Linked DNA regions of Homo sapiens: region 1 is linked to region 2. A link is a loop called in an ENCODE intact Hi-C map of the cell type or tissue named here. Cell type or tissue: adrenal gland. All regions are shown on one strand. Each heading gives the region's core, and the rest is flanking DNA. Links, peaks and the distances in the headings are about the cores only.

What was found. Peaks named below come from ENCODE experiments on the same cell type or tissue, not always from the same donor. Only the 100,000 strongest peaks of a DNase experiment are listed, where the experiment ranks them.
Region 1: it touches region 2 in a loop (2.4-fold over the local background); 4 of 110 quality-filtered maps call a loop at or near these places.

Annotation. Positions count from the first base shown.
Region 1 is chr22:39,805,676-39,811,047 of GRCh38, reverse strand. All of the region lies in intron 5 of ENTHD1 (ENTH domain containing 1), which reads left to right. Among named protein-coding and RNA genes, the nearest start is that of ENTHD1, 85 kb to the left of the region's middle. In adrenal gland, for the core only: CTCF peaks have their summits at 2,596 and 2,815 (motif pointing right); no DNase peak of the experiment used is centred there; H3K27me3 peaks cover 956 bases.
Region 2 is chr22:39,557,079-39,562,450 of GRCh38, reverse strand. It overlaps LOC124905120 (a long non-coding RNA gene), which reads left to right and starts at 4,937. Exons shown (of 2, transcript XR_007068106.1): 1 at 4,937-5,009. RefSeq lists an enhancer at 3,924-4,522. In adrenal gland, for the core only: a CTCF peak has its summit at 2,556 (motif pointing left); DNase peaks (open chromatin) are centred at 3,010, 3,312, 4,004, 4,902 and 1 weaker place; H3K4me3 peaks cover 1,450 bases; H3K27ac peaks cover 1,855 bases; H3K27me3 peaks cover 442 bases.

The DNA.
Region 1 (5,372 bases), core at 135-5,134, 250 kb before region 2:
TCAAGAGTGCTTGCCACTTCTTGCATAAGTCCACTTAGCACTGTATCATCAATGTGATAGCCAGTGTGTTGCTCTGTGGGACAGACATCAAGAGATTTAAGGTCCCTCTTGCCTCTATTGAAGGACATAGCAGAGTTGACACAGCCATAAGGCAAGACAGTAAAGACAGTATACTGTTGTCCCTGTCACATGAAAGTTAACTGATTCTCATTATCTTTATTAATAGGGATTTTAGGAAAGTGTCTAGGTTGACACCTATATACTATAGATGTCTGGGGCTGTGTTGATTTGCCCTAGTAAAGAGCCCACAACTGGAACTATAGCTATGCATGGTACCATCACCTGATTATATTTGCAATAATCTACCGTCATCCTTGACAGTCCACATGGCTTTTCAGAAAAACAGGCAAGTTATACTGGAATGTGGTAAGAATCACTACCCCTACAACTTTGAAATCTTTGATGGTGGCATTAATTTCTGTAATTTCCCCAGAAAGATTTTTAGAGGGGAAGTGGTATAATTATAGCGGTTCTGCCTGATCTCTCTAATACCCTAATAACCTGAACTCCATGGGTGGTGGAAGCAGAGGGGAGAATTTTGCAGGTTACTAAGCAGGTCTGTTCTCACCATACATTCTGAGACCATGGAAATAACTAGAGGTAGGTCTGTGGTTTAGCTGGATTCGGTGTGAGGTAGCTCCTAGGCCAAGACTTCATGTGTCACCTGGTTTCTTAAGTCCCTCCTCTGGCCAGTAGACTATGGTGGCATTGTTAGATCTCCAGAAATTAGTGTCAGTTCAGAGCCAATATCGGATAAGTACTTATCTAAGTACAGTCATTGTTGTGAATAGCTTCAGGTACCTCTAGGGGAGGCTTAGGGGAAGATTTACTGTACACACCTGTGGCTACATTGCAGGATTCATTCTCAAAGGGCTCAGACCTTCCCCTCAAGAAGTTCTTGCTCTGTGAACTGGCCTAGGCTTAGGAGCTGGATAAGAGGCCATGAATCCCCTATAATGACAGTAGTTAGGTTTTCTGTCTATTTATATTAAGCTCACTTAGTAGGCTGCCTATGTATTTTCCACAGGTCCTGTGATTCATTAACCACCACCACACATCCTGAAAGTAAGAAAACAAAAAACAAAAAACAGAAAATGGATACCACGGCATCCCTGTGGCTTACTATGATTATCATGCCTAGCTTGTCTCCAAGAGTTAAGCACTGCTATTTGCTTTTACTGCTCCAGGACCCCAGTATTCCCAGTGAGATCAGGAAACCCAATTCCATTGCACCATCCCTGTTATCCCTGGTCATCTCAGCCTACAGATGACAACCACTACAGAGCTCTTCAGAGATGCTGGTGCCCCATCAAAGTATGCTTTTTAAATGCCTTAGTGAACAGAGTGTCCTCCAAGGCAATTAAAAGGTGGCTGAGCAAATTGTATGTAATAGATCCATCCCGACAGTCCCATCTCATGGAGCTTTTAAGCTCCCTCTCCAGTGTGCCAGAGAAGTGCCCTTTTTCTGAGTCCTACACACATGGCACATTCTCACGCTCTCATTCTTTTCACATCCTGTTGAGATGTTACAGTCTCAGGGAGGCTTTCCTGGACATTTTATTCAAAATCAACACCTTCCCACTGCCAGTGGTGCTCCTCCCTCTTCTCTGCTCATTCACTCTATAGCACTTATCAGCATCTGACTTACTGTGTAACTATGTGTTTGTCTGATTTAGGAAGGAGTAGTGTGACCCAGGAGTCCCCAGACCACTCTCTGATATCCTAGTGAATCTGCCACTAGCACAGCACTGACTTTGGCCTGTGTTCTTTGGCTGCTTCTAGGTATATAGGCTGCTTTTCAAGCCATTGCATACAGTTTTTGTGTGTTGTTCATAAATTGGATGCATTTACAATGTCCTCCATTTTGGGGAAAGTTGCTGCCTGCCTTCACATTTCCTTAAAAGTGTCTTTATATCAATCATCAGAGCATTGCAAAGTGTGCCTCAAATTATAGAACTGACTGTAGAAATTCGAGAGGGTATCAACATAGTAACTGTGTATTATGTGGTTGACATTAAGACATCCAATTAAAACCTTTTTAAACTTAATTCCCCCCTCTTTTTTACTTTAAAAATATGGGAAAGCATGATTCATGCATGAAAAACAGATAAATGAGACTACTAAAGGCTTTCATTGATAAGAATGAATAAATAAAACAAAGCCACACTTGCAGTAGAAGTCAATTAAAAGACCAGAAGGGTGGTAAGTACATTTAAACATGCCATTCTTTATCTGCAGTGGCCAACTTTTTTCATTATTGTGATAATTAAAAGAATATTAAGAGACACTGACTTTTGAACTATTTATGAATTTTAGGTCAAGAAGCCATCCAACCTAAACTTTTTCCCATTACTAATGAGTGTATGTATTATAACAATGTCATACAACCCCTTTGACAGTTCAAATTAGGAGAACGAAGACTAATCTAAACTGAGAGATTCTTGATTAAAATGACCATGACCTCTCAAGTGTGGAAGTTCCAAGTTGACTTTTTATTAGAATGAAACAGCTGTATGTTTCTTTCAAAGGGTAAGTTATTCATCCCACAGAAATTTACTAAATGCCTACTGTGTACTAAGCACTGTGCTAACTGCTAGGTAGTCAATGGTGAACAAGTTCCTGCCTTTATGCAGCTTCCAGTCTAGTGGCTTAACAGACCTAATCAAACAAATGAGGTATCAGGATAGGGAGAGGACACGAACATGTACAGGAGGGCACCTAACCCTGCCTTAGGACAGCAGGGGGCGCTTTCTGGAGAAAGTGATGTCCAAGCTGGAATGAGAGGGATGGGTGATGATAGTAGCAGTAGCCAACACTCATGTTGTGTGTGCTGGGTGTACTTTTAAATGGTCGAGCTCATTTAATCTTCATAACAATCTTATGAGACAGATGAAGAAAGTCCACAAAGAGATTTTTAAAAATTTGCCCTCAGTCACAGAACTAGGAAGTGGCAAAGTCAGCATTTAGACCAAGCTGCTGGTGTAACCCCAGAGCCTACGCTGATGTGTTTCAAACCTTTTGACTGTGACCCACAGTCAGAAATGCCTTTTATGTCATGACCCAGTATATATATACACACACACACACACACACACACACGTACGTATATATATATACACACACACACCCCTAAAACAAGAGTTTCACAGTTTCACAAAACAATGTTTATTGACAGTGTACTCTGATCTATCTTAGTCATTTTACTTTTTAAAAAAATTTAGATGTGACCCACAAAATTTATTTCACTACCCACTAATTGGTCACAACCCACATTTTGAAAAACAGTTCACTGCACTATTTTGCCTACTACGCAGAATGAGCCAAACCAAGTGAGGAGAGAAGAGAATCTCAGGCAGCATGAACAATGTGAGAGGCTGGGGTGGGAGGAACAGGAGGAGTGGGCAAGAGAGACTTGGCCAGTTGGGAGAATGGAAGGAAGTTTAGCAGAGCCTCAGGATGAGGTGGATGGCAGGAGAGGCCTTGAAGAGGTGAGCAAGGTCTTATATGTAAAGGTGACCATATTGCTTCCCGGCCTTTGGGCTAAGATCAGGTGTAGAAGAGGTGGCCATATGTTTATTGTTCAGTCAGGCCACTTTAGAGAGTGAAAGTGAAAAATTATGCCAGGGTAACAGATGTAAACCTGGAGCTTCCCTGGCAAAGTGGCACGTAGGATAAGCCATGTTGAGGAGTTTTTATTGCGTCTGAAAAACAATGGGGAGCCTTTGATGTGTTTTAAGCAAGGACATGATACAGCCAGATCCTTGCTGTAGGAAGATGACTGTGAATGCATTGTAAAGAAAGGACTGGAGGTGAGCAAGTTAGGGAAGCAATCAGGGGTCAAAACAGAATTAGAGACTTAGGACATTCCTAAAATGAAGCTCTGATCAGTCACAATTCTGAGAAGCTCCCTTAGGATAAAGTTCTAACAACTTAGTGTGGCAGGTAAGCTCCTTCCCACATTGGCCTGTGCTCACCCCTGCAGCCTCACCTTTAACCTCCTTTCTTCCCCCAGCCTCTGATGTTCCAGCTTGGTACACTGAACTGCTTCCCCCAAACACCATATTCTCTCATGCTTTGCATACTTCTCAGCAGGGAAAACCCTCCCCTTGCCTCCGTCCTCCATTCCTATTCATTTGTCTGAATCTTGCTCATTCTTGGGATTTAGCTAAGATGTCACTTTTCCCAGAAAGCCTTCACTGGCATTTGGAAGGCAGGGGCTATTGTTCTCCTCCTCTGGGCTCTGAAGACACCCTGTGCCTGCCTCAGATCTGGTGCCGATTCTGCTGGGTTGTCCTTGCCTGTTATTTCCCTCACCATCAAACCAAAGCCACTGTAGTTTTTTGAGAGCAAGGGCTGTGTCTTGTTCATCATTCTAGTTTCTGCCTCTAATCCAGAGCTTAGTACATAGTAAATGCCCCAGTAAATGTCTGTTAGCTGAATAAGTATCATTGGAAATGCCCCTCAATTGAATACAGCCATCCTCTCAGTGCTTTTTGTATTTTTTGCATATACTTTAGAAGTGTCTTCAAAGAAGATTCATCATGGCTTTTTAAAAGAAGAGCAGCATGGCCAGCACACTGGGAGTCCTCTAAGCTCACCAGCGAGGTTCCCCACCAGCAGGGCTGTCTTTTGAAATTTTGTAGAACTTTCCTCATCCCTAGTTGACACTTGATTGTTAACATTAGCTAAAGAGAGTCTATTGAAAAGGAGGAAGTGCTCAAAACACATAGAATTTTAAATAATGTTTAAGGAAATAGTGAGGGAATGCATGTGGGCATTGGCACTGGCCCCGATATTATTTATTTAGGTTTTCCTTTCATACCACTTCAAGTCTGATCTGAAGCCAGGATCTGTCTGTAGTGTGGCAGGAACCCAGAGATGTAGCATTGATTTCCCCCGAGTTTCTAGATGTTGGGGTATTCACTGAAATTAGTAGGTTGTAGAGGGCTACAAGTGAATGAGGAAAGGCTAGAGGGCAGAGAGCAGACTGAGGAGCTGTCTTAGTAGTAACTTAGAAGAGGTGGTTGGAGAAAGGACAGAGGGCCGTCTGGCAGCTGGAAGAGCCCCCCAAAGGCAAGATGGCATCTTATTCATGCTTAGTTGTGGACACAATATTTTCAAGCCATGACCTCAAGTGTGCCCAAAGGAGTAGCTATATGTCTGTAATTCAAAAAAAAACAAACAAACCAAAATCTTAAATTTCCTGTGGCAGAAAATACAACCTTGGTTATTCTGTTTTCTTAGTTACTTCCATCTTAAACTCAGTCAATTCAGGATTTCCTGTTTTCTCCCTCTTGCTCTTGAGAACGACC
Region 2 (5,372 bases), core at 192-5,191:
CAGAGTAAGCTTTTGAGAAGTGCTTTTGCTCTGTCCACCTTATAGGTGAGGAAACCGAGGCACTGGAAGGTTAAAGGATCTTCCCAAGGTCAAAAGCTACTTAGTAAAAGAGCTGGGGTTTGGATCTGAGCAGTCCAGCTCCAGGTCACCAGATAAGGGTTGTCCAGGCCAGACTGTGGACAAGAGGTTGCAGCCTACCAGCCCCCCCACCCCTGCACCTGCCCACGTGTCTGTCACCAGGCATTGCCATTTGTTTGTTTTCAGCCGGCTCTCGGTCTTATGACAAGTGCAGCAAGCGAGGCTGTGTCGGAACCACCATCAGTGTGTTTGAACATCTCCCAGCAGGCGCTTCTGCTGATCAGTTTTTACTCACTCTGCAGTAATTAGGGCCTTGGGTCTTACTTCAGCGAGCAAATCAGGGTGAACATGGCCCCTGATGGGAGGGAGGGGTGGCCAGCAGGAAGAGCACTGGATCAGGAGTCCCAGGACTCAAGGACCAGCTCTGCCCTCCCCACATCACATGGTCTCCCCAAGCTTCATTTCCTTTTGTATAAAATGCAGAAGACGATGCCTTTTCTGCCTTGAAAACCAGATAGAAAATGGGGAAAAACATTTGGAAAGCAACTTCATGAAAGAAAAGACAGCTTCATTGTACGAGGCCCCATGCTAGGTGCTGCAGAAACATGTCTGAGCCGCACAAAAATCCTTTCAGGTGAAAGGTATTATCCCAGTTTTATAAGAAGCGGATGCTTCTGTTGATGCTAGGTCACCTGATCCTCTTGCCATGGTTGTGGACTTGCTCACCTCTACCCCAGCTGGGACAGAGCTTAGGCCCCTCCCAAAAGGGGCCTAAGACCCTAGAACAACAGAGGGCTGGATGCAGCCCCCGCTGCTCAACAGGGTAGGGCAGGCAGCAAGACCCTAATGCTCCTCTCTACATGCACCATTAGCCAGACCTCTCTGGCCAGAGTCCAGGAGAAGGGGGCAGTGGGCAGAGGCAGACCTCAGAGATGAAGGGAAAAGTTCTGGGAGGCAGGGCCAGGTCTGCATTGAACCTGGCCCTGAAGAGCCCACAGCCTCCACAGAACCTCCACCCTCAAGATACCACGTCCTTCTCGTCCTCTCCTGCTCAAGGAGCCCCAAAAGCACCCAGCTGTTTTGCAAAGGTGTCCAAATATGCCATGCTAAATCCTCTGTGATCTGCACCCCTCATCTATCAATACGGTCTGGGTTCTCCAATCTGAGAGCACGAGTGGAAACCAGGACTCGTGGCCATGTCCCCACAAAGCACCTGGCAGGGGAGGCCAGATCCTCTCACAGGCACAGCAGCTCCAAAAGGGCAGGTTTTGTCTGTTCCCTTCCGTTCACTGCTGTGTCCCCCAGTGACCAGAACAGGCCTTAGAACACAGTACATGAAGAATAAATATTAGAGAGAAAGAGAGAAAAGGAAATCGGAAAATCCAATTTGTTTTCTTCCCTCTGTAGACTGGCAGCCATGGTGGGGGACAGACTCAACCCACATCTTCCTGGATATCAGGATCCACAGATCCACGGACCCATGGATCCACCATCCACAGATTCACAGACACACCCACAGATCCACAGATGCCTGGACCCACAGACCCACAGACCTGCACACTCACACTCCCAGAGATCCACAGACCATACACCCACAGTGTGCAGGGCACACAGCACCCTGGGCTCTTTGAGCCCCCAGGCCAGACCTGGGATGCCAGGGGCACAAGAGTAGACTGAGGGCATTAAGGCTGGGGCATGTCCTAGGAACATATGGGAAGAAAACATTCTGCGGCAAAGAACAGGAGGTAGGGAAGGGGTTGGAAAGGAGAAGTGGGGACAGGAGGACAGGCGAGGAAGAGGAGCAGCAGCAGGGGAAGAGCTGGCTGCAGAGGAGAAGGGATGGAGGGGAGAGCGCCCTGCTCTCCCTGCAGCCCAGAGGGGTCTCTCTAGACCCCCATGCCCAGCCCAGCATCCCCTCTTTCCAGACAGTTTTTGACACCAGGAGCTGGGGGGCTGAGGAATCAAGAGAAGAAGGCAGCTGCCAAAGTGGAGACAGCCACGGATCAAGGAGCCACATAGGAGCCTGTTTGGCTACCTTGGAAAGCGCTAGGAACTGCGGGGTGGCGGGAGCCCTGCCAGCGTGGGGGAGGGACAGAGTGGTGCCCAGAAACTGACTGGCCTGAGAGCCCCTTCCTTGGGGCTGAGGCCCAGAGCAGCCACACTTGGGGTGTGGGGTGAAGGTGGCAGAGAGGGCCACAAAGGGGGCCATGATGAAGGAGACTGGGGGAGGGGAGTTGGAGGTGGTGACCCCTGTGGGCTCAGGGCGGGGAACTGGGTCCAGAACCACAGAGAGGCTGCAGTCCCCAAAACTGCTCCCAGCTTGGCTATGGACTCAGGAAGATGTCTGGAGCAGAGAGAGGGTGAGAGAGGATGGGGTTCTCACGGCACCCTCCACCCCTACCTGACCACTCAAGGTCAAGGGGAGGCCGCAGGGACCTGCGGACAGCCTGGCGCCCCCTGGTGGGCCTGGAAGATGCCCTCTCAGCCCCAGCTTTCTCAGGAGGTCTTGGAATGGGGGCAAGGGGAGGGGAGGGGCATGCAGGGTGAGGAGGAAGGAATGCGGAAGAAGCGGGCAGAGAACTTTGGTCAAAGGAAGGGGAAGGGGCCTCCAGCCAGGCCAGCAGCCCCTTCCCCAAGCCTCCCATTGTGGGGCAGGCACAGCAGCTCTGCACAGCTAGGAAGAGAGCGTGGAGGGCACGGTGTGGTGACCAGGCCCTCTGGGGTTGTGGGCAGATTCATGGGTTTGGTGCCAGGCCAGCTCAACAGCCTCCAGGCACATTCTTTCTTTTCCTCTTCCTCCCCCTGCTGAGGCCCCAGACCTGGTCTCTGCTCAGTGTCACCCTGTCCTGTCCTGACCTATCACCCACTGGTGTCCCCTCCCTCTGTCTCTGCGTTGACGGCGGAGGTGGGAAGGTAACAGGGAGGTCTCTAGACCCCAGCTCAGTCCCCAGCCCAGCCCTGGATCCTGAAGCCTGAACAGAAAGTTTGTCCTGAAGAGTGGACAAGAGTTCCGGAAGCGAGTCCTTAGGGCTAAGAGGAGCCACAGATTCAAGAGGTGACCAGGTGCCAGCAGGGTCTGAGGACGGGGTGCAGGGAGGTAGGCCCACACCATGGGCCAAACCCTTCCCCTGGGGCTGGGCCACAGATCCACACCCCTGTTCACACAGCGTCCTAGCCCCGAGGTGGTGCCAGCGTCTGCGGGGCGAATCCTCCAGGCAGTGAGAGACAGAGGACGAACTGGCCACTGCCTGGGCCAATCTGAGTGCTCCAGCGAGGACTCTCCTCGCATGGTGATCAGACCCCGGCACACCACACACGCCAGACACGCAGGCCCACTCCAGCGCTCGCTCATTCTCTCTCTCTGTCTCTCTCACACACACACACACACACACACACACACACACCTGGACCCAGGATACAGACCCTCAGGACAAGAATATAGCTCAGAGGTCTTCTCAGACCCCAATCTCATCCTCAGGTCAGGAGCCCCCAGGGCCCTGACAAGGCAGAAAGACACTAGCAGAGGGGCTGACTGAGGCCTCAGCCTGGGCCCCACCACAGCCCCCTCCCCCAGGCACCATGACTTCCCCCAAAAGAGGCCTCCCCACCACTGCCAAGCCCCGTAGTCCCCCACAGCTCCCCCACAACACCACCCAGTAGGCAATTAGCACCCAATCATCATAAGCACTCATTACATAACACCTCCAGCCGGCCGAGGGTCCCTTTCACCCCTACAGCCCCGGCTCCGACCCTGGCCTGGCTTCATGCAGCGAGGCCTCCGCCCCGCTGGGGTGCCAGCCAAAGGGGGGGTCTCCGCCACCCCCGCCTCCGGGAAAGTTAAACCCTGCCCGGGATTCCCCCATCCAGTGGCCCCCGCTGCCGCGCTCCCAGGCCAGCGCTCCCAGCTCAGCCCGCCGGACACGGGCACCAGCTCTGGCCCAGCTGCCCGCAGAGCCGCAGCCGCGGAGGGGCGGCCGGACGCGCGGACAACCCGGGCCCCGGCCGGCAGCCTGACTTGTTGAATAAATTTCTGCAGCGCTGGCTCAGCTGGCTTCAGTATTGGCACCGAGAGAACTTTCGTGGCCTTGGAGAGAGGACCGGTCAAAGTTTCCTGTCCTTCCTCCCAAGGCATGGCCCCGAAGGCGCGGGATGGGGGGCTCACCTGACGGGTACGCGCGGGTGGGGAGGATCGATCCCCAGAAATAAATAAATAAATGCCCCAGTGAAGAGAGAAGCCAACGCGCCAAGAAACTGGCATCGAAGCGAAGCCCTCCCTTCCTTCCCCCCACCCACCCAGCCCCCACCTACCTTGGCATGGACGTGGCCCGGCCGCGGGGGGTCGTCCAGGTTAGAGACGCGGGGACAACGCGTCCCCACCCGAAGCCGGCGATCGAGAGGGACCCCCAGCCCCGCCAGCCGACCCCCCGCCAATTCAGGATCAGCTGAGCCCCCGGGGCGCGGGGGGCGGCGGGCGGGGGGCGGCGGGCCCGGGGGCCCGGGCCATGGCGGGAGGAGGAGGAGGCGGCGGGCTGGAGGGACGGCGAGGCTCTGGGCGGGCGGCGGGCGGGAGCGCGGCGCTCCGGGCCGGGGCGGGGGCGCGGGTGCTGCGGGGACCGAGCAGCGGGGCAAGTGCCCGGGAGAGACCAGCGCGGCGGGGAGCGCGGGGCTGAGGCCGGTCTCTCGCCTGCCTCGGCTCTGCTCGCGCCTCCGGCTCAGGGCTCGAAGCGCGGGGTCTGCGCGCGGCGGGGGCTGCGGAGGAGCCCGAGCGCCTGGCGGTGCGGGGACGTGCGGCGGCGGCGAGACCGAGCCGCGCTGCGTGCGAGGAAAAGCCGTCCTTATACTGACACCAAATGTCTTCGGGGAAAGCTGCAGGCGCGGGACGCTGGAGGGGGGAGGCGTGGAGGCGACAGACAGACTGACGGCGGCGGCTGGTGAGCTCCCACCCCTTCCCAGAGGGTAGGAAGCCCCCAGCCCGCGGCCAGCTCCTTAAAATCCAGGTTCTTGCCTGGGGTGGGGTCCTGACCCCTCAGCATGGGGGCTGCGTCATGAGTAAAAAGAGGTGGGTGGGGGGCATTACTGACCACCCCCGGGTCCCAGGTGCCTGCTCTGCCACGTTCCACCCTGTCTCCTCTCTGAGATCCAGATCGGGGGTGTTCACCCCACTGCCCCGGTGAGGGGTCACCCACCTAAGACCCCAGCTCTTAAACGGTAGAGCTGAGCTAGAACCCAGCTCTAAAGGTCGCTCAACCGCCCAGGCTGCCTCCACACTTCTCATTCACAACCCTGCTTCTTCC